Regions from separate parts of the Mus musculus genome. Here all the other regions are linked to region 7. The links are chromatin loops, found by intact Hi-C in ENCODE. Cell type or tissue: left cerebral cortex. All regions are shown on one strand. Each heading gives the region's core, and the rest is flanking DNA. Links, peaks and the distances in the headings are about the cores only. Region 1 overlaps Hexa (hexosaminidase A). Region 2 holds the start of Hexa (hexosaminidase A). Region 3 holds the start of Neo1 (neogenin). Region 4 holds the start of Celf6 (CUGBP, Elav-like family member 6). Region 5 holds the start of Bbs4 (Bardet-Biedl syndrome 4 (human)). Region 6 holds the start of Adpgk (ADP-dependent glucokinase). Region 7 holds the start of Arih1 (ariadne RBR E3 ubiquitin protein ligase 1).

Region 1 (4,390 bases), core at 236-4,235, 80 kb after region 7:
GAACAAGGCATCATTTACGGCTGAGCTAGTTTGGGAAGGAAGACACACAGGGCGCAATCTTCTGTCTCCTCCCTCCTGTAGGCCCAGAGCGGGTGCCGTCGCTGAGAGACTGTGGAGCAGTAACCTGACAACTAATATAGACTTTGCCTTTAAACGTTTGTCGCATTTCCGTTGTGAGCTGGTGAGGTAAGCGGGCTCTGGGCAGATCTAAGAAGAAAGGAGTAAGAGCCAAAACTTTAGAAGTTTTTGTGCTAGGTACTGTCTAAGAATACTCCATCCTGTAGAATTTGTATCACAGCCCATAGGTGGGAACATTTTGTCTCCATTTTAGGAGTATACAGCCCCTGAGTACTTTATTAAAAATCGGCAGGAAGCAGGATTTGAACCTGTAAGCTTTGACTGACTCATGAATACCTGTACTCCCTTGACTGTGGCTTGTGTAAGCAGTCATTTGATAGAAACATAGCCTAGTGCAGAGCAGACATGGCTGAGAGCCCTCTGTCGTGAGCTCTAAGACACTGGGTAATTGAAGTGGCATTTTGTTTATCTCCAAGCATGTTGGGTTGGTTTGTGTTGTTGTTGTTGTTGTTGTTGTTGTTGTTGTTGTTGTTGTTGTGATAATGGAGGTGTGCTTAGCGGTTCCCTAAAGGTCAGTTCTTAGGGCTTCTGAGCCTTAGCTCGAGGACAGGGTTTAATCCCCAGCTCAGTCCTTTCCACTGCTGTGCTTATTGAATATTAGAAGCAGGAGTGGACATCTGAGTGGGCCAAGAGCATCAGACATCCCTCAGGCTCTGTCCTCTTTTCCAAAGTAACTGAATTCTGGTGGGGGAGTAGAGACCTGCACGATAGAAAGAGTGCCCTCATTGAGAATCTTGGAGGGAGGTCTCCAAGTAACTTGGGTACAGTAATATTTTGAGATTCACTGAAATGGGAAGGAGGCTCTTGGTTATTGTGGAGATGGTGTTGCCATGGTCCAAGGCCAAATAATTCATCTTCCATTTCTTTATGTTCTCTTCCAGGAGAGGAATCCAGGCCCAGCCCATCAGTGTAGGCTACTGTGAGCAGGAGTTTGAGCAGACTTGAGCCACCAGTGCTGAACACCCAGGAGGTTGCTGTCCTTTGAGTCAGCTGCGCTGAGCACCCAGGAGGGTGCTGGCCTTAAGAGAGCAGGTCCCGGGGCAGGGCTAATCTTTCACTGCCTCCCGGCCAGGGGAGAGCACCCCTTGCCCGTGTGCCCCTGTGACTACAGAGAAGGAGGCTGGTGCTGGCACTGGTGTTCAATAAAGATCTATGTGGCATTTTCTCTAATGAGTTTGGGTTGCTTGTGTAAAAAGAAAAAACGAATGAATGGCCCTCAGGTCACCACCGGTTACACTCAGGACCCTCTCCTGGATTGTACAGGTTAAAGGCAGTGAGTGCTTCACCAGTTCTCCCACATGTCTGTCCTCAGAAAGGACACTTCATTTTGTGTCCCTTCCAAGGCTTCTGTCTGTGGAAGAAGATGCTGTGGGAGCTTAGGGGAGCTCCAGACTCAGCCTGGTCCCAGTGGTCACTTCCCTTGAGCCTCTGCTCCACTCTCCTCCTGGGTTCTTAAATTTCCTTGACCCCGCTATTTGTGTACTGTTGAGCAGATACTGTGGTTCAGGCACCGGGATAAAGTCTTTTGATTTTATCACATGAGGCAAGAATTTCATGTGAGCCAGGCTAGCCTTGAACTTGATGTATATATTGGCCTTGAAATTTCTGAGCCTTCTGCCTCCCAAATTCTGAGATTACCACACACCAGCAGTCACAGCAAGGTGTTGAATTTGAAGGACCTGTTTCTGAGGGGTCTGGACAAATCCAAAGTAGTGCAGCCGGTTTCCCACTCCTCCCTCCCGGTTGTCAGCCCATAGCATCTTGTGAATGACACAGCTGATTTGGAAAGTGAAGCCCTGGGGACTGAGCCCCGGATGAGGGTGTGACCTGGTATCCTCTAAGATGAACTGTCTTAGAGAACTGTCAAGCTGTGGATGCAGCCTGCCCCCTGCTGGTTGCAGGTCCCTTAGCCTGGTCTGCAGAGGCAAGGAAGAGGTTCCAGGTATCAGCTTACAGCATTCTGGGTACTGAAGCTTTTGAAAGGCAGGGCCAGATATCTTGGTCCTTAACTGCTACTCTTCAGTCCCTCAGGCAGGTTCTTTGGGGACCGGATTGGCCATTATGATTTGCCTCTGTCGTGCCATTTCTACAGGAATAGAGTGACTACCTTCTGCTAGAGCAAAATTCTTAAGGAATTTAAGTCCCACCTAGCCAAGCCCGAGTTCTAGCCTGGAACCATAATCTAAGCCTTTACCTCTACATCAAAAGAATTCTTTCATCTGTTATTCAGAAGCCTGAGGGTGCTTGCTAGTGAGGACTCTGCAGAAATGGACCAATACTGGCAGGAATGAAAGTTATATAGATACTTGACACCCTCTCTGAGTATCCCCCCTTTCCATACTTTAGACTTTATGTGTCTGAGTGTTTTGCTCACATGTATATCTGAATCCTGTGTTCTGGAACTGGAGTGATGGACAATTATGAATCAACTATAGCAACTATGCGAGTCTTCTTTGAGGACAGGAGTTTTCTTAACCTGGAGCCACCTCTACGCCCCACCCCACTACACACACACACACACACACACATCTTTTTTTTTTTTTTTTTTTTTTTTTTTTTTTTTTTTGCTTTTCTAAGTCAAAAGTCTCAGCATGTAGCCTTGGCTGGCTTGGACCTCATAGAAATCTGTCTCTGTCTCCTGAATGCTGTGATTAAATGTGTGCCTCACCCATCCCACCCACCCCTAGCCAGGTATCGGTTTCTTGAGACAATTCACCCCAAACTGGGAGCCCTCCATGTGCCATGCTGGAAGGACAGCTGAGGCCTCTTTGTTGCACACTGAATAAATCTGTGATTTACTGCTGTTTGACTGAGCCCTGTTAGTCTGCCAGCCCCCAGACTCTTCACCTGACAACTATAACAGAAACATTGTCGATAGACTTTAAATGCCCCTGACCTCTCCCAGGACATCTTGGGCGTTCCCAATGTTCAGGAAAAGAGCAAGCACTGATCTGAGTCAGTGAGGGAAGAAGCCACAAAAATAGGTCTTAGAACTAAGTTTCTGTGACTATACTCAACGAAACATTTTCTTTCTTTTTTTTTTTTTTCCAGAGCTGAGGACCCGAACCCAGGGCCTTGAGCTTGTTAGGCAAGTGCTCTACCACTGAGCCAAATCCCCAGCCCCGAAACATTTTCTGTAATGTTATTACCATTTTTTTTTTTTAAAAATGGTAGTAACCTGGTCAAGACAAGACAGCAAGTGCTTTTCTCCAGCCACCCACCGATGTTTGTGTTCTGTGACCATGAGGTCATTAACCTGAAGACTGTCAGATCTCAAACTGCCCATAGGCCAGGAACAAGGTTCACAGCCAGGCACCCAATGTGTACAGTGCACAGAATCAGGCTTGCTAGGGTTCTCGATGCACCACCAGGGGGCAGAGAAGTACCCATTTTGCCCCTGGCGCTCCTCTGAATAGGAGGAAGTGCAGGACCCATAGGAATTAAAAGGAAGCAGAGCGTGTGTGGCCCCCCTTTCCTTGACATGAGCGGATGCTGAGTGGCCAGCAGTACACCTTCCAAGACTATGATTAACTGGTGTCCCCGATGACTTCAAGTGCACATCAATGGATGGTTGTAGGGATAACACATCAGGGCTTAGGGGTCCAGGTGCCACTACGGCACTAAGAATGCTGTGGTGGTGTCGGGGAACTTCGGGACCATTGAAGTGAGGAAGGTCAATAACTGGGAAGGTAAGGATAATGTGTTCTATGTTCATATGAGACATGTGAGTCCCCATCTAATATCCCTAACACCGATGAGGTCTGTCCACGTAATTCTTATCAGTACCTTGTGAGGTTAACCTGACCCATAATCTAGATTCAGGGTCTGATGACCTGGCATGATGAGTGTGTGTTTGTTTGTTCTACTCTGAAAATAAGAATTAGGAGCTTTGTTAAGTAAAATTGTTTTCCTTTACTAATAAACTCTAAAAGGTTGAAAATTAGCATCCTTTTCTATACTGCTATTAACACAGGATTATAATATCTCAACAATTATTTGCTTCCATTCATGGTAACCAGTTGAACCCAAGAGTTTATGCCTATTAAGTGCTCTGCCACCAAGCTACATCCGCAGCCCAGGATAGATAGCTTTAAGAAGAAGAAACACAGGACTGTTGAGATGGCTCACCAGGTAAAGGTGCTGAGCCCAAGTTGTTCCTTGACTTCTTATAAGTTCTGTGGATCATGAGCATGCATGCATGCACATACATGTGTACAACACACAATGCCATAAACTTTAAAAAAATAGGTAT
Region 2 (4,390 bases), core at 177-4,176, 52 kb after region 7:
AGAAGCAAATACACAGGGTTTGGTGGTACAAACCTGGAATCCTGAACACTCAGGAGACAGAGAAAGGAGGAGCTGAAGTGCCAGGTCACCCTTAGCCACGAGTTTGAGGCTAGCCTTTGCTACATGAAAAATAAAACCAGATCTTGCAAAGATCTTTTCTTGCCTTCCCATTCCTCTTCTGACCTCACTCAAGTCTACCAAGGCTTAGTCAAGTTATTGTAATTCTCAGAGTAAAACAGAGATAGCATGGAATTTCAACATTTATGAGAAAAAAATAAGGTACTGTCATAGCTTTGTTATTTGTTTGGTTTTTTTGTTTGTTTGTTTTTAACTAGGGTCTCACTATATAACTCTGGCTGTCCTAGAACTCACTATATAGACCAGGCTGGTTTCCAGTTCACAGAGATTCACCTGCCTTTGCCTTCCCCAGTGCTGACATTAAAGTCCTGAACCACAGGGTGGGGGATGATGCACACCTTTGATCCCAGCACTTGGGAGACAGAGGTAGGTGAATTTCTGTGAGTTCAAGGCCAGACTGGTCAACAGAGCTAGTTTCAGGATAGCCAGAGCTACATAAATAAACCTTGTCTCAAAAACAAAACAAAACAAAACAAAATCCTGAACCACTTCCAGCCTCATGATTAATTTTGATTGTAAACTTTGTTAAATTTAGAATCACTTAGAAGACATAATTCCAGGTCTGCCCACGAGGTGCATCTTTGTTCTATTGTTATGAAGAGACACCATGACCTCAGCAACACTTATAAAGGAAAGTATTTGTAAGATGGGGACTTGTTTACAGCTTCAAAGGTTTAATTCATTATCATTATGGCAGGGAGCATGGTGGCAGGGAGCATGGTGGCACACTTGGTGCTAGAGCAGTAACTGAGACCTACATCCTGATCCTTGGGCAGCTGGCAGAGAGGAGAGAGAGGAGGAGGGGAGAGAGAGGGGAGAGAAGAGGAGAGGAGGGTGAGGGAAGAGGCGGGGGGAGGGAGAGAAGAGAGAATGGACCTGTCACTCATGGTTTTTGAAACCTCAAAGCCCACCCCCAATGGCACACTTCCTCCAGCAAGGCCACACCTCCAAAGTCTTGTAATCCTTTGACACAGATCCACTCTCTAGTGACCAAGCAGTCAAACATATGAGCCTATGGGGGCCGTTCCCATTCATATCACCATACCCACCCACAATGTAGGTAGCACCTCTCACTGGCTTGGGGTTCTAGACTGAACGAACAGAGGAGAAAGCCAGCTGGGCGTCAGTACACACTGCCTTCACCTTCCTGATGCTGGACTCAGTGTGACTGGCCACGTCAGCCACCTCTCGCTCCTGCTGCATGCTTTCCCCTGTATGATGGACAATACCTCAAACTGTTGGCCAAAACAAACCCTTACTACCTAAGTTGCTGCTGCTGCTGTTGTTGTTTGTTTTTTGTGTGTTTGTCTGTTAGTTTGAGACAGGGTTTCTCAGTGTAGTCTTGATTGTCCTGACGCTCACTCTGCAGACCAGGTTGGCCTCAAAGTCAAGAGATCTGCCTGCTTCTGCTTGCTTCCTGAGTGCTGGGTTTAAAGGTGTGGGCCACCACAGCCTGCCTCCTAAATGGCTCGTGCCAGATGATTTATCACAACAGCAAGACAAGAAAGACACATATCTAGTATAGAGTGAGTGACTCAGTAATTTTTTACTTCAGTCTTAGTTCATGATCCAGCCTCATCCTTCCTCATGCATGAATTTTTTTTCCTAGCCAGATACAGCAGTTCATTAGTGCCTCCCATACTCTTCCACAGATCTCCACTTTGGTTCGCCCATATTAGTCATCCAACATCCACTCATGAAATGTCTGCTCTGTGCCAGGCTCTTCTGGGACCTTGGATCCTTGAGTGAGCACATCATTGTTTCTCCTTGACCGTTGCCTCCCTCCACAGGCTGGTCTCTTCCCTACACACTGAGTCAGGCTGGGCTTGCAAAATCTAACACAAGTGCTTCCTTCATGCACGCACTGGACAAACACAGCTGAACACTTCCTGCCTGCAGAGTCCTGGCTTAGGCAGTAAGGCTACAATGGTCTCATTCACCATGTGGTCTGATGGGGACATGGACAAGCAAAGGGACCAAAAAACGAACCCTGTAAAAGCAATGGAGACAAACCGATGCCTCACACAGCCCTTATCCTCACAGCATACATGCAGGATGACGAGGCTTCCTTGGAGGGTATCAGCCAGGATGCTAGCCTTCCTGAGCCTTATCACCCCAAGAATGGATTGAGTCACCAGTTCATCATCTATTCTATAATCACAGTGTACTTGGTGAAATCCTCTGGTACTCGGGTCTCTGCAACCACCATGGCTGGCAGAGCCGTGATCTGCGGGAATCAAGAAGGTAGTTCAGTTCAACATGACTAAGGAGGAAGGACACACAACATCGCACACAAGCAACACGTATGCCCACATGTTAGCATACACACATGTACTTCCACACACTTAACATGCTGCCCCAAACACAGAGTCCAGAGGCTGGGGGTGTGCTTAGGTTGTAGTACAGACAGTAGAGCATTTGTCTTCCTATCATGCACGAGCCCTGGTTTCAGACCCCATGACTGTGTATCAGGTGTACTAGGCATAATCTACCTGTAAACCTAGCACCCAGGAGATGGACGCTAGAGAGTTTGAAGTTCAAGGTCATCCTCAGCTGTACAGCAGCCAGCCTGGGCTTCATGAGACTCCTAAAGCTTTGTTTTTAAAAGATGACTGCAAGGGCTGGTGAGATGGCTCAGTGGGTAAGAGCACCCGACTGCTCTTCCGAAGGTCCGGAGTTCAAATCCCAGCAACCACATGGTGGCTCACAACCATCCGTAACGCCCTCTTCTGGAGTGTCTGAAGACAGCTACAGTGTACTTACATATAATAAATAAATAAATCTTTAAAAAAAAAGAAAAAAAAAAGATCACTGCAAGCCTTAAGACTATGGTTATGGAAATTGCCATGTTCTGGGATACCAAGTCTAGCACAATTAATGAGCAAAGTGGAAGTTCTCTCTCTTTTCTTCCACTGTTCCTCCTGCTCACTTCAGGGTTGAAGATTGAACCTGCGTTCTCAATCATGCTAATAAAGTTATCTAGCACTGAGCTTCACCTCTAGCTAAGAGAAATTTTCATAAATTCTTCTCAGTTATAGAAGTAAACATGGCTTCTGCACTTACAACAGCAGTCTTTCTGGCTTGACCTACTGAACACTCGGGTTACAGGCTTTTGCTAACACACCGGGTTCTGGCACTCACTAGATAGCCCGCACTGGCCATAGACTTACAGGAATCCTCCTGCCTTTCCCTCACTAATTCTGGTATCACAACTAGGAATCACCACAAACAATTTTTCAACACTTTGGGACGTCTTTCAATTGCTCCATGTTGAGACCCCTGGGGCTGATTACTTAAAGACTGCTCAAGTGCGCTTTCACACAGTTGACACTGCAAATTGGATTCTCATTTTCCTTCTTCCCGTATCCTCCGGGCTAGTTCTCCATGCCCTGGGGCGGTGCCTGTCCCTCCCAGCCCATCCCTTGGGTTTGGGTTACAGAGGCTTGGCCAGGGCGGGGATCGATCCTTCACCGCCCACCCGGTCGGGAGCTGCAGAATCCTTTGCTTACGGATCTCTGAGATCGAGCCCGCCTTGCTTCCCTCCCGTTCACGTGACCCTCCGATTGTCACGCGGGCGCCGCTCAGCTGACCGGGGCTCACGTGGGCTCAGCCTGCTGGAAGGGGAGCTGGCCGGTGGGCCATGGCCGGCTGCAGGCTCTGGGTTTCGCTGCTGCTGGCGGCGGCGTTGGCTTGCTTGGCCACGGCACTGTGGCCGTGGCCCCAGTACATCCAAACCTACCACCGGCGCTACACCCTGTACCCCAACAACTTCCAGTTCCGGTACCATGTCAGTTCGGCCGCGCAGGCGGGCTGCGTCGTCCTCGACGAGGCCTTTCGACGCTACCGTAACCTGCTCTTCGGTTCCGGCTCTTGGCCCCGACCCAGCTTCTCAAGTGAGTCACTGCCCGGTTCTTCCCTCCGAAGGAGCCGCCTTCCGTGCGTGGGTCAGCCCCGGCCCGGCTCCCAGACACCCTCCCGTTGGCCTCTGCACAGCCCAGTCAGTCACCTCCCACGCGTTTCTCCCCTTGCTTTCTCTATCCAGCTAGCTGGCCTCCCCAGCCCAGCCCCTATCCCGAGCACCCCTTCATTGATGTGACTTCTTGGGGTCTCAGTTTATCCCTAATCCTCCTTTTGAGAACTGCATTTAGGTTTTCTTTCTTTCTTTCTTTCTTTCTTTCTTTCTTTCTTTCTTTCTTAAGAAATGCCTACTGTAGGGCCACAGTTCAATCAGGCTGTTAGAATATTGACAATA
Region 3 (4,390 bases), core at 253-4,252, 450 kb before region 7:
TCACTGCAGTGATTTTTTTTTTTTTTTTTATCATTTTTGTAATGAGACAGAGGGGTCAACAGAAAATATTTTGGAATGAAAATAAAAAGGCCTATGAGGGAGAATCAGACCTGTGCTCTAGACTCTATCCACTACTAATTAACTGTGAGCCTTCTAACTAACCTCCACCCATCACCATCTCAGATCGAGAACTCTGGCACTGACTAGGTAAATCACGCCAGCTCACACTTCCTCAAAACCTACTCTATTTTGCAGTGCTTATCACAATCACTTAACTATGTAATTCTAGCTGAGCAGCTATGGTCCCTACCTACATGCTGGACTGCCAACTCCATAAAGGCAGAGAGCAAATGTCTCCCATCTCATCATTGCAAAATAAAACCTCACTGATTGAATTCATGCTAAAGCAGACGTTAAGATCCCTTTCTAAGTGACTGCTTTAATGGGCCTCCAAGCCTGAGGAGCTGAGTTCACTCCCCAGGACCTGCATGCTGGAAAGAGTAGTGACTCCTCCGAAGATGTCCTCTGACTAGCACACAGCATGCCATGGCACAGGCACAAACACACACGCATGACAGACAGACAGACAGACAGAATAATAAAATGTAAAACAAATTTCTAAATTCTAGCATTGTTTAAGCTTTTGTTAACTTTAAAAAGTCTCTGCCAAAACTTTAAACACAAACTCCAGCTATGACCTCAAATACACATACAATCAGCTGTATATAAATTTTCATAAGAAATTTAAAAAAAAAAGAGGAACTTGTTTTCCAAAATTTATACATTTCTCTTTCCCATTCCCATGAAAAGAAACTATTCAGGTACTTACACTGAAGGTCTGAAAACTGTGCCCCAAACTTTGTACAAGATAAATGTGCAAATGCCTATCACATCAGTGATCCTAACTTAACATTAACACTCCTGTTTAGCAGCTTAAATAATATATACTAGTGTGGGTTTAAAACTGTTAACACTGGCAAGTTGTGAGCTCTATACACATACACACAAAATGCAAAATAACAAACTTTATCAGCAAATCACATTTCGAAGTGATTTTAATGATTTCATAACAATCAGAGGGAAACACGTTTTTGGTTTAGCAATTACAAGTTGCCATTGTGTCTGATCAGGTGACCTTCGTATTAAAAATCTAAATCTCCACAAAGTGAGTGAAAGTTTCTTCAAGTTATATGGCACACCACCTTAGGTAAACGAGGTTAGCAAAGCACATGTCAATTTGCTCTTCAAGAGCCGAGTGAACCCTGCTCAACTATCAGAGGCTTGGCGATGTGTCAATTGGCACCCTTAAATATGTAAGAATGCTGGTGACTCCAGGAATGCATGAAACACACAGAAAAAAAAAAGATGCTGAATATATATACACATATATGTGTATATATGTGTATGTGTGTGTGTGTGTGTGTATACACACACATATACATATATAGTCACATAGAGACAATTAGACAAATCCTTAAAAATCCGATGTCTGAAATTTTTCAGAAGTTGAGAGTGGGTTACATAGAAATATAGTTAAATCCCTAGTAAAGAGGCACTACTTCACAGAATCACTTGGAGCCGCTCTCCAAGGCGTCCACAAGGCTAAGTCAACACCACTGATCTGATCATGAAGGGGCTAGTATGCCCCTTAGCACCCCCTCTCCTGAAGACCCAGGCTCCAATCACTGAGCGAAGAGTCCCTCGAGATCCGACAGCGCTTCCCTGGACTTCAGAAGCTGGGCAACCCATGGCCGAGGGGGATGGAGGGTGAAGAGAATGAATTCAAGCCCCCTCCTCCATCCCTTCCTGAAAATTAATGAATTGGCTGTACGATTGTTTATCTAATGAGGTGTGTAGTGGCCTCTACTGGTGCTTGTGTGAGCACAAGAATGTCCCACTCTTACAAGTGGGATGAGCCTGGGGGAGGGGAAAGAGGCGAGGGGTGAACCTGCCTCCCGGTACAAAGCGCAGAACTGGACCCCAGAGCTCCGGCCCGGATCCCGGAGGCGCCCCTCCCCCGGTAGGAACCCCTCCTGCCTGCTCCGCTTTCCACCACGCGAGACCCTTTTCTCTCCAGCAACGGGAGCCGAGGAGGAAAAGTTCCCGCACGTTCCCCTCTGGATCCTAAACAACAACAAAAACCCACCGCAGCGGCCACGGGAGCCGGTGCCGCGCCCCAGCCCCCACGGCGTCCCGGGCCCGGCCCGACTTACCTGCGGACTGCGGCGGGGAGCCGCTCTTCGTGGCCGCGGCGCCGGACGCCGGGCGTCCGAGCAGCAGCAGCAGCGGCAGCAACAGCAGCAGCGGCGGTGGCGGACAGCAGCGCCGGGAGGAGGAGGTGCAGAGGAGTCGCCCGGCTTCGCGCTCCGCCGCCATCTCTACCCCACGAGTGGCGGCGGCGGCGGCGGCGATAGCGCCGCGGAGCGCTCGCGCCCTTCCCTCAGCGCGCCTCAGCCGGTCTCTGCGCCGCAGGGCTCGGCTCCAGCCCGGCCCGGCCCGGCCCGCGCGGCCCCCTCGCGCGCCCAGGGGGAAAGACTCCGGGCGCCTCCCTCCTGCAGCGGGGCGGGGAGGAGAGCAGAGGAGAATCAGTACATTCCGGCCGAGAGCCGGGGGGTGGCTCGGTCTCTCCAGGTTCCAGGCGCCGCCACCCGCCGCCGACTCGGGCTCCTCACGGTAGAGCGAGGGGGGCGGAGACCGCGGGGTGGGGGGCGGGCGCCGGAGCGCGCCGTGCCGCGCACGCTCACAGCCGCGCACGCGCGCCTCCCTCCCCACGAGCACCCTCTTCGCGCCCCGCGGCCTGCCGGGCTCCAATCCCGGCGGTCGCTTCGCGGGCAGCCGCGGCGGTGGAGCCGAGCTGGCGCAGGGGCAGGCGGCGGGCCCGCTCCCCTCCCCCCTCTGGCTCTCGGGAGACGGGCACGGGCGCGGGGCGCGCGCGCCGGGCTCTGCTGCTGCTGCTGGCGTCAGGGAAACCCCGGAGAAGCGATCCGCCTCCTTCGCCTCCCGCCTCCCGCTCCTAACCCGCGGGAGAGATTTCCCCTCACCTCCGCGGACCGCTTCAAAGGCTACGGAGACCTGAGGCAGAGCCGCACGGACTCCGGAGCTGCTCACGGAGGCCGCGAGCCTGCGCGCACCTCTCTGCCCCGGGCCTCTATATAGGGCCTCAGAGGAAACCGAATGGCCTCCGGGAGGAAACCTGGGTTCGCAGAGGGTCGGCGCACGGATTTATGTGCTCGCCAAAAACAATAGCAGGCCGCCCGGCTCTTGCTGGGGACCTGGCGCGGTTCCCGTGGGAGGGGGCCGATCGCACTGCGCCGACCTCTGGCTTCCTCTCGGGCGGTACCCGACCCGCCGGGACCGTGGTGCCCCGCGTCCCCACTGAGACACTCGGCTCCGGCTCAGACAAAGGTGCGGGGAGTCCACTCCATCGCGTGCCCAGGCCAGGACCCAACCCCGTGACTCAATCTCCCCGGGGCTAATTCTCTGCAGTCACTGCAGCCTTTTACCTAGGCCCTGGATGGTCACTTTGCAGTTTTGTACTTGAGATCCAAAGTGTCTCTCGACAGTAAACGCGGAGCACGCGGGAATTGGTTTTTCAACCTCCTGGTACTACTGAGGATCGAGCTACCCAAAGTTAGGAGAAAACAGTCTGTAGTCTGCTGGCGAGAGTGCCCATACTGTTCTACCCTGGTTCTTCACTTAGTCATGTTGGGTTGTTGATAGGAGTTGGATTTTTATTTGCCCTTCTGCGTATAGTCAATATCCAAGATGTGTCCAGCAAAAAAAGACATTTCTTTTTCTAACACACACCATGCCTTCTCTAGTCACTTGCTATTTTATCTTATTTTATTCCAAAGTTCCAAAATAAGGCATGGATTGACGTGGGGAATGAAGAGCTCAGAAACCTCATTAAAACAGTGAAATTAGGAGCCCTCCCTTCCCCTGGCTCTTTGAAACAATTGGTTTAAAAGAGCAAACACTCGCTTATTGTTTTCCACTAGGGAAACCATTTAAATATCTTGTTTTGGTTAGAGTTATTAACCAGAAAAAATATTTCCTAAATACCCCTGATGACCTGTTAAATTAGAAATAGATTACCTCCCAATTACTTCACAAGTATTTGCTTAATTAACCTTTAATAATCACATCGTTATTCAGTTTTCTGAGATAATTGATGAGAGAAGCTCTTTGGAAACTATAAATTGCCTTGCAAATGTTAATTTTGGACTATCTAAGACAGAGGGACTTTTTCATTATATTAAAATTATGTATAATGTGACTTACAAAATGAAGCTTACATTTATCTCCAATCTTGAAAAAAATAAGAGTTATAGCTAATAAAATAGCACACTGGTTTTCATGTATGACTTCTGTGAACCATCTCATTAATTTA
Region 4 (4,390 bases), core at 135-4,134, 91 kb after region 7:
TACGCACAGCTATAATCTTAGTACTGTGGCGGATTCAGAGACAAGGGAATCACTGGGTTTGCTTGCTCCCAGTGGATGTCCAGAATCAATGAGAGATTTGTCTCTAAGGATAGAACAGGTCACATGATAACTTCTTTTGGCCTCTCCATGAACATACAGGGGTGTACACACATGATTGCACAACACACATGAATGTACCCTAAAAAAACTTTCACTCAGAGGTCTCAACTGAAGAGGAAGTTGGAAACAGATCAATTGCTCCAGAGGCTACAGCTCAGCTTTGAGTCATCCTAATCACTAAAATTAGTTTGATTATCTCAAACTGATCGAGATTCCGGATGCCTTAGAACAAGTTTGTTCTGGAAGAAGAAAATACTACCCTCTTCAACCTACAATTATTTCTAAAAATATTTTTCAACACAATGCCTATCACATAATCAGAAGTACCCAGGCAAATAAAGAGAATATTAATGAGGGAATAATGTCAAAGAATTTCCCCAAAATTATTATCAACAGACAACAAATCAAAAATCCAGGAGTCTCGATGAGGGCCCAATGGCTTAAGCACTAGATTATAACCCTCATCTAAGCATATAATATTTAAACCATAGAAAGCCAAAGACATAGAGAATTGGGGTCAGAAGACAACCAGCAGAAATATCCCACCCACCTACAAAGGAACAGGGACAAGAATAGCATGGCATATTTAAGAAAGAAAAGATTTACCCACCACTCTTGAATGAAGAAATGAAAAAGGAAACAAATAGATGGTGATTTCTCTTGTTTGTGAATAGGAAGTGTCAATATTGTTACAATAACATTTTTAAACAATTAGTGTGTATACACGTGTGTGTGTGTGTGTGTGTGTGTGTGTGTGTGCCACAGTACGTGTGTGGAGGTCAGAAGACAACTTGTAGGAGTTGGTTCTCTCACACTACCATGTGAGATTAAATTCAGGCCATCATGCTTGGTAGCAAGTGCCTTTATGGATACACTGAGCCATCTCCTCTAAGGGCCACAACATCAGTTTTGTTTTGTATCTTTTTTTTTCTCCCAATGTGATCTACATCAATGCAAATCCAATCAAAGTTCCAGGAAGCTATTTTATGCTTTTAGTGATTGTCAGCTTAACACAAACTAGAGACACCTGGGAAGAGGAAACTCCAAACTAATTTCTTCTGTTGGTCTGTGGCCATGTTTGCCAAGTGGGAGGGTTCAGCCCATTGTAGGAGGCACCATCCCTAGGCAGGTGGGCGTGGGCTGCATAATATGCTTTTAAGCAAGCAGAGGAAGCAAGCCAGCAAATGGCATTCTCCCAGGGTTCCTGGTCCTACTTTCTTCAGTGATGGATGGATTGTGACCTAGGAGTTATACCTTGAAATAAACCTTTTTCTTCAGAAGTTATTTGTGATCATGGTGCTCATTGTGGCAACAGAAAGCAAAGTAGTGCAAGGAGAATTGGCAAGCTGACTCTGGAGTTTATATACACCCGGGGGGAAAGTAGATAGCAATGTAGCAAAAGATAACAAAGCTGAGCATCCACAGCAACAGTGTATCAAAAGATAACAGAGTGGAGCATTGAGGATATTTAATTTCCAACTTGTCACAGAATAAACAAAACTACTTTTAATTTTAAAAGACCCAGTTATGCCCACTTTTAAAGTTACCTGCTTTAAATGTAACTATGGTGCTTGGAGGAACACCTCAGCGGAAGAGAACTTACCTAGCAAGGATCAGTTCAGGGCTGAGCACGGTAGCACACACCTGCACTCCTAGCACTGGGGAAACTGGAGCAAGAAAGAACCCAGAGTTTGAAGGTAGCCTGGGCTATATCCCAAGAGCCTGTCAAAGAAAAGAATAAAAGCTGCTCCACCAGTAAGAACACAATTTGAAAAGTAGATGTACCCCCAAACGAACTACTAAAGATGGTATGCATAAATGACCATGAGAGTGCACACCCATGACCTCAGAACTCGGAAGTGGAAGCAGAAAGAGCAGCAGTTCAAGGTCCTATTCAACTCATAATTAGTTAGTGGCCAGCCCAGCAGTTAAGAGCAGCAAAAGACGTGGGTTTGATTCCCAGCACCCACAGGGAGGCTTACAAAACCCCTAAATTCCATAACTCCAGTTCTAGGGGCTCTGACACTGTCTTCTGGCCCCAGTGGCACTAGGCATACATGTGCTGCACATACATATATATTCATGCATGCAGGCAAAACTTAAACACAAAATAATAAAAAATATAAATTTGTTTCTGTGATGTGTGTATGTGTGTATGGTGTGATTTGTGTGTGGGGTGTGTGTGATGCATATGTGATGTGTGTGTGTGATGTGTATGCATGTGTGTATTTGTATGAGTAGGGGCAGAAACATGAGTCATGGCAAGCTTGTTGAGATCAGGAGTGGCTTTTTCATTCCAAATTGTTGAGGCTCCCTCTTGTTTCTGTCCCTCTGCTAGCTGGCCCTTGTGACTCTCCTGTTTTTTTTTTTCCTCTTGTTGCCACGGAAGTACTAGGATTACAGATGCGAAGCTCTGCTCCTGGCTTTTCCACGCAGGTTCTGGGTATCCAACTCAGGTCATCGAGCTTGTTTATTAAGAGCCTTTATATGCTTAGCCATGTCGCCAATCCTTCATCTTTATGAATGTGCGCTTGTGAAAGAGGGAATGGGGAGGTAAACACTCAAGCGCTGTGATTTGTCCGATAGCTTTTAAGATATTAACACACGCGATGTATCAATTTCCGTTTCTTCTTTTGCCTTACGCCCTAACTTCTTTGACCCACAGCATCCTTTTCAGGAAAAGAAGATAACACTCCTGAGTCACAGAATAGGGAGGAACCAGGCAGAAGCTCTGAGTAAATATGATAATATAAGTTCTTTCGCTCTCCTGAGGAAGAAATCAGTGCTTGGGGCTTATTTTAGAATACAAGAGACGAGAGTGTGTTTGAGTCTCAGGAGCAAAGAGAGGTTGAAGATATAGGAGAGGTGTGCGATGGAGCCTAGAAGGATGCGCTCCGCAAGACTGGCTTCGGTAGTAGGGATAGAGAGGTGGAAACCCTATCTGACCCACAGAAAACGGTCCGGCTGTTGGAGGTGTGTAGGGAGAGATCATCTCCGACTCCAGCAGACAGCGCCACGCATGACGAAGCTACTTCCCATCCACTGCCACGCCCGCACACCCTCCACACACAGGGCAGCTGAGGGTCCGGTTGCCATGGAGAGCTGGAGCGCGTGAGCCCAGCCGCCCTTCTCGCCCCGCGCTCCAGCTCAGCCAACTCCTTCTCTGATTGGCCACCGCTATCTCATTATGCAAATCACTTGCGTAGACGCTCCCTGCTAGCTGTCTGACGTCACTAAGCTCGGGGGCTGGGGCTCGGGGCTGGGCTTGGCGCGCCAGGGAGAGCTCTGAGGGGGACTCCAGCCGGACTCAGGCGCCCCGCCCTCGACCACGCCCATTTTCAGTCCGCCCCGCCCCTCGCTCTCGGCTGGGCCCCGCCCCCTGGGCAGCCCCCCGTCCTCGTAGGCGGGCCCCGCCCCCTCCCCCAGGCCCTCGCCAGCAGTCCAGGGAAGGGACGGCGGGACAGGCGGGACGCTCGGGAGGGCGGACGGGGCGGGGACATGGCCGCGGCGCCTGGAGGGTCTGCGCCGCCCGCCGGCCCCAGCCCGCGCTTGGCTTTCAGCACCGCGGACAGCGGCGGCGGCATGAGCGGGCTGAACCCAGGTCCCGCGGTGCCCATGAAGGACCACGACGCCATCAAGCTCTTCGTGGGGCAGATCCCGCGGGGCTTGGACGAGCAGGACCTCAAGCCGCTGTTCGAGGAGTTCGGCCGCATCTACGAGCTGACGGTGCTGAAGGACCGGCTCACCGGCCTCCACAAAGGTGCGCGGGGTCAGCCCAGCCCAGCCCAGCCCAGCCCCAATCCAATTAGAGCGCAGCCCAACCCAACTCCGGCCCCAAACGCAGGCCCAACCCCAGCCCTACTAGAACCTTTCCCGACTCCAGTTCAGGACCTGCCCCACCTCAGTTCTGTTCCCTCCCCAGGCCACAGAGCCCCAGAGCCAGAATTGTCTCTGTGGCATCCTTCTGACTTCACTCTGGTTCCCTAACACGTTCTTCACTCTAACCTCCAAATCCCTTGTCACTTCTCACATCCCAGTCATCCCCACCTCCCTGCTTAATCTCTCCACCATCCCTTCCACCAGACACCCCAAACCCTGGAATTTGGAAACTTATTCTACCTTCCAGCTCTGGAGCCCCCGATCTCCTGACCCCTGGACCCATGGTTTTCCTGAGCACTTTCTCTCTCTGGTGCCACCCTATTCAGGCCTCACCGCACACACATCTTGGATTTGCACTCCTCCTGGCCTCCAACAACAAACCAACCCCTAG
Region 5 (4,390 bases), core at 131-4,130, 130 kb before region 7:
GTCACCTGTCAAAAGTAAAACAAAGGCCTAATCCAAAGTCCATAATTCTAGAAAAGTCTCTAAATGTGCTAACCTTTTTTTCCGGCTTCTGTAGTTCTGCTTCTGGCTAACTGTTTTTGTTAACTGAAGTATGTCAACTCAAAATATGGTTTTTGTGCTTAAAACCTCATCCTGAGAAGGACTCAGGGCTACACTGGGATCCTGAGCACCCAGTATAGTCACCTGCCAACCAACTAATAGACTTTCTATTGCCTTAAATCCGAGACTGATCAGTCTTCTCTGGTGGATATCCCACAATAATGGTGCCAGTATCGTAAACCTAGAACATTAAGCAGATTATTATTTATCTTTTAGCTTATGCACTGAGATTTCTTCTCTGTACTGAGTATTCTGCTGGTATCACTCTGCAAATAAAATGGCAAACAAAAGAGACCCCTACAAGAGACAACACTGCATTATAAGACTGTCAACCAGAAGCAACTAATTTGTCTGTTTTCCATGGTGTTTTTCAAAAGACAATATAAAAAAAAAAACCACTAAAATCATTCATTAGTTCAGGACAGGGTTTGAAACCCAACAGTAAAAAGTAAAAAAAAGTAAAAAGTAAAGGACAAGGCTTCATGTTTTTATTAGGGATGTCTCCGAAGTTAAATACAATTACAAACATAGTCCTCAAAAATCAACTACTGTCAAAAAGCTAAAAATAGAATAATCAGTCCTTGCCCAATGGCATATACCTATGATCCCAGCACCTTGGTACTGAGGCAAGAGAACTGTAGTCTGATCCTAGCCTAGGCTATATAAGACGACCCTATCTCAAATCAACAAAACATCCTATGATCCAGCTATCCTCCTACTGAGTACATACCAAAATAAAATACACTCATTCTACCAAAGAGATACTGTGTTCTTCATCTACTGCAGCATTCTTCACAGTATCAAAGTACATAGTCAATGGAGTTGCCCAAGGATGGATAAATAACAAATGGGTAAATAAACTGTGGTATGTGTTAAGGCCTAGGTAAAATATTAAGGTCTAGATGGACTGTTAAAGCCTAGGTAATATGTTAAGGCCTAGGTAACAGATACTTGACTACCCTGCCATTATAAGGAAACTCTCTCCTATCTCTCTGCTGTTGCTAGGAAACTTTCTGATGCCAAGATTGATTACATATTCTGTTATGTTCTGTGCCCTTGAAAACCAGTCACAATAAAAAGTCAATAGGACTGTTTTATATAGTTACCCACAATAAGCTTGGATCTGAACCAACCACCCAACAGTATTTCCTGTACCTGTGTTCAAGTTTTTATGGTATAAGCTGCCCCCGAGATGGACCCCAACATAAGAAAGATACCCGCCCCAATATAAGAAACTATTTGGAATAAAACTTCCATTCTGAGTAGTGGTCGAGTAAAGTTTATGTTCCCAAAACCTCCCTGGGAACTGACATCCTACTTGGCAGAAAGAGACATGTACACAGGTAACTGACATCCTGGTTGGCAAGTTAAGACATGAATATTAGACAAGTCCCATCCTGGTAGAGAAGTTAGGACATGAATATTAGACAAGGCAGGTTTCCTGCCACAGTTGAATACCCCAACCAATGGGAGCAGGGTAAATGCACAACAAAACATGTTCCTAAGGAAATCCTATCCCTAAATCCTGATTGGTGAAATAATTTGGCACAGATGTTTGTGGATTTGGGGCTTAAAAACCCTGTAAGATCTTAACTTGGGGTCATGGTTCAGTTCCCGAATCTGGACCATGGCCCTAGTTGACCAGTCCTGGGGCATCTGCTCAATAAACTATCCCTGTCTGACTGCGATCAGTGTTTGTGTGGTTTGTGAAGAGATTCCTAGACTCCAGGAGTATGCATGTATTATTTAGACATGAAAAAGAATAAGGTGTAATCTGTAGTACTGTGGAAAAATTATGCTAAGTAAAATATGCCTGGCAGAGAAAGCCAAAGCATGTTCTCACTCCTATGTGGAAACTAAAAAAGCTGATCTCAACGGGGTAGCACACACCTTTAATCCCAGGCAGCCTAGTCTACTCTCTAGTTCTAGGTCAGTTGGGGATACACAAATAAACCCTATCTTTACAAAAAGGAACAAACAAAGTTGATTTCATGGAAATAGAGAGTAGAACAAGAGGTCACCAAAAGTTAGGAAAGGGAAAAGATGGAGAGAAACATTCAATAATATTCAATAACAGGAGCCAAATACCAACAGACAGAAGCAAATGCTTATGTGGGGGCTACTGTTTGCAACAGTTTATATGCTGAGATGGAAATGGTAATGACCCTGACTTGACCATCACACACAGTACACTTTGTACCGACGTATCATCACACTGTACCTCATAAACATACAACTATAAGTCAATCCAAAAAAAAGGAGCTAGGAGTGATGACGCACTCCTGTAAATCCCAGAAGTCAGGGGATTAAAGGTGGCTAATCCGTAGCCAACATGAACTACAGGTGCAAATACCATGTACATACAAGACTGTCACAAACAAGCAAGGTCATGAGTGATGCAAAAAGCCAGTTACTTCTGGGTCAGCCTGAATTCACAGAGGCTGTTGTAGAATTAACTAACGATTTAAACCAGCTGAGTTCTGAAACAGGGCTTTTCCGAAATCTAATCGCAGCTGGGAAAACAAGCCAGTCGCAGTGAGAGGGCAGGGGCGCTGAATGGTTCCAGGCTTCATCCAATTAAATTACCAATCTATGGGATATCAAAAACTGCCTAATGAAGGTGCAGTAACCCCCACCTCACGCCCACCCTCAAATCCTAAGAGTAGGAAAAACACCATTTCCAAAAAACCTCTCTTCTCTGCCCAATCCCAAAACAGACGAAGCGCTGCACACAGGTCAGCATTCGCCAAACGCCCAGCCAGGCGGGGAGCTGGACCGCGCCGCCTCCCGGAGGGACTACTTGGCGTACGCCCCGGCCCCGCCACCCCAGCCCCGCTGGCCGCCCCGGCCTGGCCCCGCCTGGCCCGGCCCCGCCACGACGCTCCGCCCTGAGGCCGCCGCTAAGCCTCCGAGAATCTCCCCGCTTACCATCCCAAGCTTCACTTCAGCCATCTTGGCTCCGCCCACCGCTTCGCGACCGGAAGCCGACCGTTTCCCGGGCGACCAGCTGAGCAGGAAGTCAAAGCCAGGGAAGGAAGGAGGAACCTGAGCCCCTAAGGAGTTGTGAGTGGAAGGTCAGGCTGTGAGGTCAGTGAGTTCCAGGGTCTCAGCCACAGATGGATGGCTTAGCTCGGAAGGAATAGGTGAGGGGACTCGCAGCCAGAGCTTAGATAGCTCTGCACCGGGCTGGACGAATTTAGAGTGGAGCGTGTCAGTTAGATAGTAGACAACGAAGTTTATAACTTATGTTTCCAAGAGATTTGGTCTAAGCCTTACATTGGCAACAAAGTTTTTCAATGACATTTTGTGAGGAAAATATGCTTTCATCGCCAGTGGAAACAAATTGGTCAAGCTTCCAATAAGAGCAGCTTAGCCACAACTACCAAAATTAAAAATGCTTATAACCTTAACCCAACTGTTTCAATTATAGGAATTTATTCTATACATATAGACATAAGACATGGCTTTACATACAGAGGTATCCGATGTATCATTGTTTGGAATAACCAACACCCAAAAAAACAACCTAAATACCCAACAGTAGAAATCAAATAAATGATAAGTTCATATTGTGTGGCATCTGAAAAGAGACAACTATTTACATGGTAAGAGAATTGCCAAGGTATTCTATTATCAGATAAGGACAATGTGCAAGAAATGCATACAGTGTCTATGTTAATAAGAAGAAAGCAAAACTAAGAATATTATGTACATAATTCTTTATTAGAAAATATTTCAACTTGGGCGTGATGGTGCATGCCTTTAATCCCAGCACTCGGGAGGCAGAGGCAGGTGGATTTCTGAGTTCGAGGCCAGCCTGGTCTACAAAGTGAGTTCCAGGACAGTCAAGGCTATACAGAGAAACCCTGTCTCAAAAAAGAAAAAAAAGAAAGAAAATATTTCTAGGATATTTAAATACTAAAAGTGGTTCTCTCTAGGGAAGAGAACTGTATAGCAGGCAAGCAAAGAGCAGAGGTAGGCTGTTTAGAACTGTAATTTTACTCTACATGGACATACTTGTTTGTTTGTTTGTTTGTTTGTTTGTTTTCGAGACTGGGTTTCTCTGTGTAGCCCTGGCTGTCCTGGAACTCACACTGTAGACCAGGCTGGCCTCGAACTCAGAAATCCGCCTGCCAATGCCTGCTCTTTGGAAGGCAGAGGCAAATGGATCTTTGTGAGTCTGAGACCAGCCTGATCTACACAAAGTTCCAGGAAGGACAGTCAGGACTATGTAACAAGACCTTTTCTCAAA
Region 6 (4,390 bases), core at 296-4,295, 200 kb before region 7:
CTGCCTCACCCCATCTCCTGAGCCCTTCTAGGGCTCTATTAGTGCCAGACAGGGAGGAGGGCACTCATTGCCCAGGACACAGACCTTGTTTTTGAAGAGACAGTCTTGAGATTCTTTCTTCCCCGTCTTGTCTCTTTGGAGGTTTTGTTTTGTGGTTGTGTTTTTTTGGTTTTTTTTTTTTTTTTTTTTTTTTTTTTTTTGACCTTTAAAGTTCTGTTCTTATCTTGGCTGGCAGGGCTCCTGGCATCAGCAAACACCTGATTAGAGGGCAGTATCTAGAAAGCTGCTTGGACGAGACCTCAGAGACCCTGAGCTGTGGAAAAGGTTAACCCAGCCAACACAGGGGCCTTTTGCTCCAAAGTAGAAGCAAACTTGCCCCTCAAAACCTTTCAGATCATGGGGGTGGGAGTGGGGTGATGTGGATTGGTGTTCTGATGGGCTCTGCTATTTCCTGTTTAAATCCTAGATGTGCTTTTATAGCCTTCTGGGTCAGGGTCTTGGGTGGAACACCTGGGGCCTGTGCTGCTCTCTGAATTCTCTGGAATGAAATTGCTTTTTCGCTCTCTCATTTTAAGGTCCTAGGAGAGAAAACCAATAGCAAAGGCCATGTCTGGAAGTAATTTGGGTTGGGGGAGGGGTAGTCATGAGGCTCCTGCTGCTCACTCCCTTGTTCTCTCTCTCTCTCTCTCTCTCTCTTTCTTCCTTTCTTTTTTTGTTTCACTCAGGCAATGAAGCCTTGTCTGCTTACTCAGGACTGCTCTGCATAATTGTCCCCTAGAAAAGCAACTGGCTAGTAAAACATTCCAGATGCCAAACAGATAATCTGAAATGACTGCTGTTCATTAAGGAATCAGTTCAAGAAGGACTGTAGTTCCCTGCGCCCTGATAAACTGGGAGAGGACATCAAGACTGCTGGGACTGTGTATGGGGTCAGAAGTCTCACCAGGCTCTGTGAGGTGTTGCTGCTGTCTCTCGTTCCCCTCCGGGAGCTCTGGATTTCTTAATTTGCAGCTGGAATTGGAGTCATCTCTCATCTCCTTATCTTCCCCAATACAAACTCACATTGACTGACCCAATGAGGAAGAGGCCCAGATCATCCCCCCAAAACTACCCGACGAGATCCAGCTTGCTAGCACAGGCCACAGAGTCACCCACACCACAGCTGTACTTTTACATGAGAAATAAACTTAGATTTAACTTGCTCCAGCTCTTGCTAGTTAGCCTCTAAGACTAAACAACAAAAGGTTTTGCAAGCCTGGAAAGACTCAGCAACAGCTTTGCAAGGGATCTCCACACTGATGGGGAGTCGTCCCCTCATCTTCCCAGATGAGTGTGTTCTTATAGTTCAGCTGCCTCCGCTCCTCCCAAAACTGATCTTGGGAATTTATATTTAATGGGCTTTAGCCAACCTTCAAACACATGTGACTTTGCCAGTCCACCTCCCAAATCAATTAATCACAGACACCTGGTACTGGTTCTCAGTAAACAGAGGCAAAAAATGCTTCTGTTTACAGACACTCTGTAAAGTGTCTGTCTAGAAGGTATAAGACCTTCCCTTCCTCCCTGAGCACCAGACACAGAGATACACATTTGTAATTCCAGGAGCTAGAGGGAAGAGGATCAGAAGTTCAAAGTTGGGGCTGGAGAGATAGCTCAGCGGTTAAGAACGCTGACTGCTCCGGGGGTCTGAGCGAGAAGAAAAAAGTGTCTGGGGACAGCTACAGTGTACTTACATATAATAAATTAATAAATCTTTTTAAAAAAAGTTCAAAGTCACCCTTGACAACGCAGTGAACTTGAGGCTAGTCTGGGCTAGTAACCAGTCTCTGGCCAGTTAACAGCTGAGAGCCATAACAGAAACACTTTGGATACTGGGGGTGGGGGTGGGAGATAACGTCCAAGATCAAAGCCAGGGAAACACATTTCTATTAACAAGTTCAAAAATTATAGACAGAGTAGAAAATTGGTCAGGAGCTAGCAGAACTAGCAAAATAGAAATAGGCCAGGCTAGATGAGGCTGAGAATGAACTGGACATCAAGCCTAGCTTTCCTGCCTCTTAACCTACCCTCTCACATAGAACCGTCACATCAAAGGAGGAAGGGCTGGATTTCTGTAGTATCACCCGGAACAACTAAACCAGGATTTAAAAACTCGAGTCTATAGTCCTTCCATACTGTACACATGATTGTATCCCTTTGCGGCTTACTCTGGGGTTGTTCAAAGGAACACCACCTCCGAAAGGGTTATCTAAGGGGTCTGAGTGTTAAATCTGATCTCTAGATTGAACAAGATCGCTTCAGTCTTAGCGGAAGCCTTTGACTAGCTGAAAATCTCAAGAGGTGGACTCCCCGTGCCCAGCACCACTAGGGTCTGAGCAGATTCCTCTCGCGGGAAGCCCTTCCCATCGTCGTGCACCCTCCGCCTCGCCACTGCACCAGACTTAGAAAGGAACCGGCCTAGTAAAACCATGGAGGTCAAACACTGGCGGAGGGACGGATTAAGAGACAACAGCGTGGCTCGTTGTCAATGGGAGACCGACTACTCTAATCGCGAGGTTTGCTGCTTCTTCGTTATCTGCATGTCTTATCTTACTAGGGAAGTAAAAGTATTCTCTCGCCCCCACCCCGGACACACACACACTCTATCTCAGGCTATCAGTGAATATCGGGAAGACGTGTACGGATTGGGAACCACACTACTGCCTTTGTTCATCCAAGGACAGAATCGCACAACAGCGTCGCCCAGCGCCAGCGCCAAGACTTAAACAGAGCGAACCCCCAACGCCAGCCCTGTCGTCGTCCCGCCTCCAGCCCACCCATAGCTCCACCCATAACTGGGGCTGCAGTTCCGTCGTAGCTCCGCCCATCGGGAGGAAGAGCCTGTGGCGCGCGGGTGTGACGTTACGCACGTCTACGTCAGCACGCGCCCAGCTGGGAGGAGGCGCGAGCCGAGAAAGGATCCTGTAGCCACCGGTGCGGCGGTGTGTGCACATGGCGCTGTGGCGCGGCTCTGCGTGCGCCGGCTTCCTGGCGCTGGCCGTGGGCTGCGTGTTCCTGCTGGAGCCGGAGCTGCCGGGCACGGCGCTGCGCTCGCTCTGGAGCTCCCTGAGGCTGGGACCCGCGCCAGTGCCCGTGGGACCTCTGTCCCCGGAGAGCCGGCTGGCAGCCGCTTGGGACGCCCTCATCGCGCAGCCCGCCCGGCGCTGGCGCCGCGTGGCTGTGGGGTGAGTGCCTGCGGGGCCTGCCTGCGGCTCTGGGCCTCCCCGGGAAGTGCGCGCGCTCCGGGGTCCGCCCGGGACTCGGTGGTGTCTGGGTTGCCCTCTGGGCGAAAGTGTCGGACGCGTGAGACGAGCCTTTTTCCGTCATCGCTGCAGGGATAGTCAGCATATTTCCACCCGGTTGGCCCTGCTCCCTGTAAAAGCAGCTCTCATAGCTTCTTAGAAATTCAACTCAGCCTGTCACTTGTAATTTTTGAGGTTACTCTGTTGTCTGTCTTCCAGCCCTTTTTTGCCGACTGTTCTCAGGTGGCCACGATGGTTTTCCTATTTTTTTAGCACTCTTCCTAACGTACTTAAAGCTAAATGCTTCTGTCTCTAGCTGTTGACTTTACGTCATCCGGTCTGAAGACCACTCTACTAAGACTGCTCATTTTCATATTCAACATTTTTTGTTAAGGATTCCTTACCAGAACTCTGCGCCTTTCGCGTTTAGCACGCCCTTCTCGAAACTACCTTCTTCCCCATACTAAGTGATAGTTCATATTTTTAAGGTTCTCTCAAATCACAGTATCTCCTTTCTTTGTGAAACTCACAGAAATGTATCCAATTTTTTTTACACTAACCTTAGTCCCTCTTCCAGTTAGGCTTGGCTTTCTTGTCTTGTCAAGGGCACTATGCATCAGCGAGTTTTTTAGTATGTTTTTCTTTAGGTTAGAGTTGGTTTTTTTTTTTTTTTTTTAAATGTTGCTTCTGTTGTTCCTTTTTGAACTACAGCCTCCTTGGCTGGTCTGGAACGTAAGTAGATCATTAGAACATAGATCATTATCTGATCTGTTTGCTTCCTTTTTCTTTCTTTCTCTTGTCTTTTTAGTTTAGTTTTATTTTTAAATTATTCTTCTTTAAGACAGGGCTTCTCTGTGTAGTCCAGGCTCTCCTGGAACTCACTCTGTAGACCAGGCTGACCTCGAACTCTAAGGACCAGCTGCTTCTGCCTCCCTGGTGCTGGGCTTAAAGACCTGGCTTTATCAGGTTCTTGATCATCTTTCTTGGAGCTATGTCAGGTGTGTGCTGGGCTCTGAGGGCATATGTATGGAAGAAGTCAGGTCTGTGCTGCATTTTTTTGGAAGCAGCTTGAGCAGCTACAACAGAATAACTCACACTAGTTGCTTAGA
Region 7 (4,390 bases), core at 213-4,212:
AATCAAGAAAATATGGAAAAGTACGACACTACCCCCCTACCCCCACCAAAATCCCCAGTTTTTATAGGTCTTAGTAGTTCATCAGCATTCATTCTTATCTAAAACAAGAAAGGATAATGTCATGCATAACAGCTACCTGACTGGTAACTGAGATAAATCTAAGAACTGACAAAACTGGATGAGATTTAACTAAAGTAAAATACACACTTTTAAGTCAAAAAGTTATTTTTGAGAATATCTTTGATTTATTTCAAAACATAATTTTAATGCCAGTAAGCTAGGTAAGTTTGATGATTTAATATAATTGCATGTAAATAAAAGCAATTCAAGTTTTAACCAAATTCCTTGCTAATGCAATTTTTTTGTTTCTTTAAAAAAAAAAATGAAAGAAAGAAATCTCAATTAATTATATAAAAACTAGAGCAGTGAAACTTAACTGACTTCTACAATCCTCCCATTTATTTTTTTATTGAAAAATGCACCATCATCTACAATGAAAATTGAGTTTCCACTACCAACAACACTAGATGAGATTTTTCCATTACACCAAACACATTCTTTAATGCCTACAAGGTTTAATCTGCAAAACGGTGCCTTCTGAATCAAACCATAAACATGTTAATAATGGAAAGTCAGCAAGTAGGCAGTAACACTGATAATCTGTCCATTCTAAAGTTAAGAAGCAATGTGCTTAAAAAAAAGAGTAACTTCTTGTTCATATGTAGTTTCCTTCCATGTAGCTACTATTTTCTAAAAGTTAAAATGAATCAAGATTTCACTCTGATTTTTCATTTTTCCAACATTTTTCGAGGCTGACCCTAGAGCCTCGAACTTTTTGCTCTACCACTGAGCTGTTATTATCTCCAGCCCTCTTTTTACTCTATCTTGAGAGAATCTCACCAAGTTGCCCGGGACAGCTTTGAGCTCACTCTGTAGTCCAGGTAGGCCTTGAACTTGCCACCATCCATCTGCCTCGACCTTCTAAGTAACTGAAATTTCAGACTTTCACCACCGGGTCCTATGTTATCTTTACTTTCCAATCATATCCCATTTGTAACAACTTTTCCCCCAAACAAATGTAAATTTATTTCCTAAAGCTCAAAAATACAAAATCGGGATGTATATAGCGTTAAATAGGATGCAGTTTCTGGTCTGAAGCAAGTTTAACTTCTATGCACGAAACAGAAACCTTCAGAGAATAGAGTCCAGAAGCCGGAATGCCTCTACTTTCTAATTCACAATAGAGTTTTGTCCAATTAGACAACACTGTGTTTTATTGTTGCCGAAGCTGCAAGGGTGGGTAGGGGATCTGCAATAACTATTCCAACAGCTTCCATCAAGTTACTTGCTACCAATGGAAGAAGTAGCAGTTAGGTCCCAAAGAAAACATACTCCTCCCACTCCCCCAAAAATGTAGGCATAAGCCTCACCATCAGAAAATAAGGTCCATCAGCACCTCTTCCGAGAAATAGTTCCCTTCCCCCACCTTTAAGTAGCCACTTAGGACTGCCAAGGAGATCCATTTCTTTATTAGCCGGTGCCCACTTGGAGCAATCATACACTAAAGCTGCTCTGAAGGGCCTGCCCTAATCCCATCTGAAACTGCTCAAAAGACTCAAGGGCTAGGGATAAACCTTGAGAAAAGGGCCGGGTTCTTTCTGACACCTCTTTCACACTCACCACCTCACCCGCCTCTAGCCCGCCCCGGTATCCCATCCTCCGGCCGTAGTCATGCAGGAACTGCCGGCCATAGCCGCTCAGGCAGCCCCAGGCCTCCGCCATGCCAGGACTCCGGGAAGCACCGCCCAAGCGCACCTCCCGACCGGCCGGCAGGGCACACAGGCCCGTGACGAGCCAGGCCCTGGCCTGCTCTTCGGCGCCGCACAGGCCGCCTTGGGTCCGCTCCCTAAGCCGGCTCCGGGGCCAGATGGCGTGGCGGGGCCCCTCACCTGGATGACCTCGTTGACCTCCCGGATACATTCCACCATGTGCTGCAGGATCTGTTCGGCCGTGAGCACCTCGTAGCGGTAATCCTCCTCCTGCTCGTGTCCCGGGCCGCCGCCGCCACCGCCACCGCCGCCGCCGCCTCCCGGACCCAGAGCGCTGCCGCCGCCACCGCCAGTCTCCCCGCACAGCAGTCCGTCTCGCTCCCCGCCGACGCCCAGCCCGGGCTCCACCAGCTCCACCTCGCCCAGATCCAGGTTATCATCGTCCGGCTCGTCCTCGTCGTCGTCCTCCTCCTCCTCGGCGCCGCTGTCCTCCTCGCTGCACTCCTCGTCCTCGTCGAACTCGTAGTTGTAGCCCTCGTCCGAGTCCATGGCGCGACGCGCGCGGGCCCGGCAGACGCTGGCCGCGGCGCGGAGAGGGCGGGGACGCCGAGGCCCCGGCTCTCGCTCCGGCTCCGGCTGCCGTCCGGACGCAGGCCTGGTTCCGGCCCCGTGGGCCGCGGCTGCTCCCCGCGTGCGGCGGTTGGAGGCGGGCGGTGGCGGCGGCGGGGAGGGCGCGGAGCAGGGCGGGAGGGAGCGCGGGGGCCGCTTGCTGCCGGCCTCAGTCAGACGCCGCTCCGCTCCGGGCTCGGACGGAAAACAGTCCCCTGCGCCACCTCCGCGGCCGCTGCTACCGCTACTGAGCCAACAAAGGGGCGTGCGTCACCGCGCCGCGCTACGTCATCGCGTCGGTCCGCTGCACGTCACCGCGCCACGCCCCTTGGCCCCTGCGTAGTATTTGGGGAGACCCCACGGCCGAGCCTGAGCAGGACGGGAGCGCGGCGGCGCGGCGGTGGCCCGGAGACACTGGGAAGCTGTGGCTCCTTGACGTGAGGAGGCTGGGGCCTTCCGGTCGTGGGGAGGAGTCTGGGGAGCGCCCAAGCGGAGGTTTTCTCCGAGGACCTTTCTCGCTTCCGGGCCTCACAGGCACATCTGACACGCCCTGGCTAGTTCCGGGAAGCCGGTAGCTGTGCTGCTAAAATTCCGGTTGCCCGAGTTACTGCCTGGAAGGTAGTAGTACGCGGAACCTCCAAGTTGGGTGACAGGTAGTTGGAGTGTTGCTGTCCACTCGTGGCTCTACAGCGGTTCTTGGGTCCCCCTGATGTGACGTCATAGTAAAGACTCAGTTCCTGAACTCATCTTGACAAGCACTTCTTGAGGGTCCGGAACAATGTGACAGTCCTGTTCCTCAATTAAGGCCATCAATTCCTCAATCACTAAGGGCCTTCCATAGATTAGTGCTCATTACCACAGAGTCCTAGTACCCAGATTATAGCGGAGGCACCCGAGACTCTAAAAATAAAAGTGTATATACCTTGTGGTGGCATACACCTGTCCAGCATGCACAAAGGCCCCAATTTCAGTCCCCAGCAATGGAGCAGAGAGGTTTTCTGATACATAATAAATCTTACATTTTATGTAAATTACAGTGATAATTCCAGGAAACAGTGCAGGCAAACCACATCTACAAAGACCAAGAGAGACTGCTTATCTGGAAATAGTGCAGAAGTGAGCTGGGTTGATGGATGGCTATTTCAACAGAGGAGGAGAGGAAGATGGCCTTGGGTCAAAACAGAAGGTTCACAATAGTTACAAGGCTGAAGTTTAAAACTCAATCAGTAAATGGGAAGTATTGGGCAAATTAGTTAGAGGTCATGACAAAGCACTTAATGCCTTTCCAAGACTGGGTTTATCTTGTTTTGTTTGCTTTAGACTTAATACCTTGAAAATAGGACACCAGAGCCAGGAAAGTGTTTTGAAGGAAGTAGAGGCTTAAGAGACCTCCCTCTTCCAGTAACTTGAAGGATTGGCCAGTCTGAAAATCTATTAAAGCTGAACCCTTAATAGATACAGTACTTAAGATATAGATTCTGTTTAGAAATTGCCTTTGAAAAAGTGGAAAATATATAGATACATACTTATATAATGTCTATGTCTATTTTGTTTTCAAATGATCGATTTATTTCTTTACACACACATATTTAAACTGGGTTGAGTGCAAGGCAAGTGTAGATCAGAAGATAACTTATGGGAATTAGCCCACACTTCACTGTGTAAACTACAGAAGTTGGGTTAGAGTCATCAGGCTACATGGAAAGTGCTTGTCTGTACCTGCTGAGCCTTTCTCGGTTTGTTTGTTTGTTTGTTTGTTTGTTTTTTAAGTAGGATCTCATGTACCCAGGATAACCCTTAACTCCTGACCTTCCTGCCCCTGCCTCCAAATGCTAGGATTTGAGACATGCACCACCATGCCTAGCTCAAATCAAAGCTCTTAACAACAGTTCTGGGTTATCTTGGTCCCTTGAGTCATTGTGTTTCTATTTAGCAATTATAACTTATTGCCACATCTGAGACAAACCACAGACACAAACACCCTTTGTTCTTCTCCATCCTGTTGTGGTATA

What was found. Hi-C counts contacts between places; a loop is a spot of excess contacts. Peaks named below come from ENCODE experiments on the same cell type or tissue, not always from the same donor. Only the 100,000 strongest peaks of a DNase experiment are listed, where the experiment ranks them.
Region 1: a loop joins it to region 7, with 4 times the contacts of the local background. A loop is called at or near these places in 10 of 42 quality-filtered maps.
Region 2: it touches region 7 in a loop (4-fold over the local background); 10 of 42 quality-filtered maps call a loop at or near these places.
Region 3: a loop joins it to region 7, with 9 times the contacts of the local background. A loop is called at or near these places in 2 of 42 quality-filtered maps.
Region 4: a loop joins it to region 7, with 2.0 times the contacts of the local background. A loop is called at or near these places in 10 of 42 quality-filtered maps.
Region 5: a loop joins it to region 7, with 5 times the contacts of the local background. A loop is called at or near these places in 14 of 42 quality-filtered maps.
Region 6: a loop joins it to region 7, with 10 times the contacts of the local background. A loop is called at or near these places in 15 of 42 quality-filtered maps.

Annotation. Positions count from the first base shown.
Region 1 is chr9:59,563,802-59,568,191 of GRCm38, forward strand. It overlaps Hexa (hexosaminidase A), which reads left to right. Exons shown (of 14, transcript NM_010421.5): 13 at 82-186; 14 at 1,020-1,308. The coding sequence ends at 1,083. Among named protein-coding and RNA genes, the nearest start is that of Celf6, 12 kb to the right of the region's middle. In left cerebral cortex, for the core only: CTCF peaks have their summits at 2,028 (motif pointing left) and 3,502 (motif pointing right); DNase peaks (open chromatin) are centred at 2,017 and 3,515.
Region 2 is chr9:59,535,946-59,540,335 of GRCm38, forward strand. It overlaps Hexa (hexosaminidase A), which reads left to right and starts at 3,595. Exons shown (of 14, transcript NM_010421.5): 1 at 3,595-4,031. The coding sequence starts at 3,779. It also overlaps a transcript of Tmem202 not described here. In left cerebral cortex, for the core only: a CTCF peak has its summit at 1,938; DNase peaks (open chromatin) are centred at 1,965, 3,714 and 3,926; H3K4me3 peaks cover 1,198 bases; H3K27ac peaks cover 1,016 bases.
Region 3 is chr9:59,033,753-59,038,142 of GRCm38, forward strand. It overlaps Neo1 (neogenin), which reads right to left and starts at 2,689. Exons shown (of 28, transcript NM_001042752.1): 1 at 2,214-2,689. The coding sequence starts at 2,376. In left cerebral cortex, for the core only: CTCF peaks have their summits at 1,859 (motif pointing left) and 2,059; DNase peaks (open chromatin) are centred at 1,929, 2,823 and 3,483; H3K4me3 peaks cover 3,507 bases; H3K27ac peaks cover 2,400 bases.
Region 4 is chr9:59,574,760-59,579,149 of GRCm38, forward strand. It overlaps Celf6 (CUGBP, Elav-like family member 6), which reads left to right and starts at 3,578. Exons shown (of 12, transcript NM_175235.3): 1 at 3,578-3,880. The coding sequence starts at 3,619. In left cerebral cortex, for the core only: no CTCF peak of the experiment used is centred there; DNase peaks (open chromatin) are centred at 2,626, 3,297 and 3,950; H3K4me3 peaks cover 1,665 bases; H3K27ac peaks cover 1,189 bases.
Region 5 is chr9:59,350,344-59,354,733 of GRCm38, forward strand. It overlaps Bbs4 (Bardet-Biedl syndrome 4 (human)), which reads right to left and starts at 3,165. Exons shown (of 16, transcript NM_175325.3): 1 at 3,067-3,165. The coding sequence starts at 3,090. In left cerebral cortex, for the core only: no CTCF peak of the experiment used is centred there; DNase peaks (open chromatin) are centred at 2,562, 2,583 and 3,107; H3K4me3 peaks cover 1,752 bases; H3K27ac peaks cover 930 bases.
Region 6 is chr9:59,288,643-59,293,032 of GRCm38, forward strand. Adpgk (ADP-dependent glucokinase) reads left to right here and starts at 2,930. Exons shown (of 7, transcript NM_028121.2): 1 at 2,930-3,224. The coding sequence starts at 2,992. In left cerebral cortex, for the core only: a CTCF peak has its summit at 2,763; a DNase peak (open chromatin) is centred at 2,862; H3K4me3 peaks cover 1,928 bases; H3K27ac peaks cover 1,445 bases.
Region 7 is chr9:59,484,030-59,488,419 of GRCm38, forward strand. It overlaps Arih1 (ariadne RBR E3 ubiquitin protein ligase 1), which reads right to left and starts at 2,345. Exons shown (of 14, transcript NM_019927.2): 1 at 1,950-2,345. The coding sequence starts at 2,318. In left cerebral cortex, for the core only: CTCF peaks have their summits at 1,852, 2,684 and 2,884; DNase peaks (open chromatin) are centred at 1,846, 2,160 and 2,723; H3K4me3 peaks cover 3,361 bases; H3K27ac peaks cover 2,240 bases.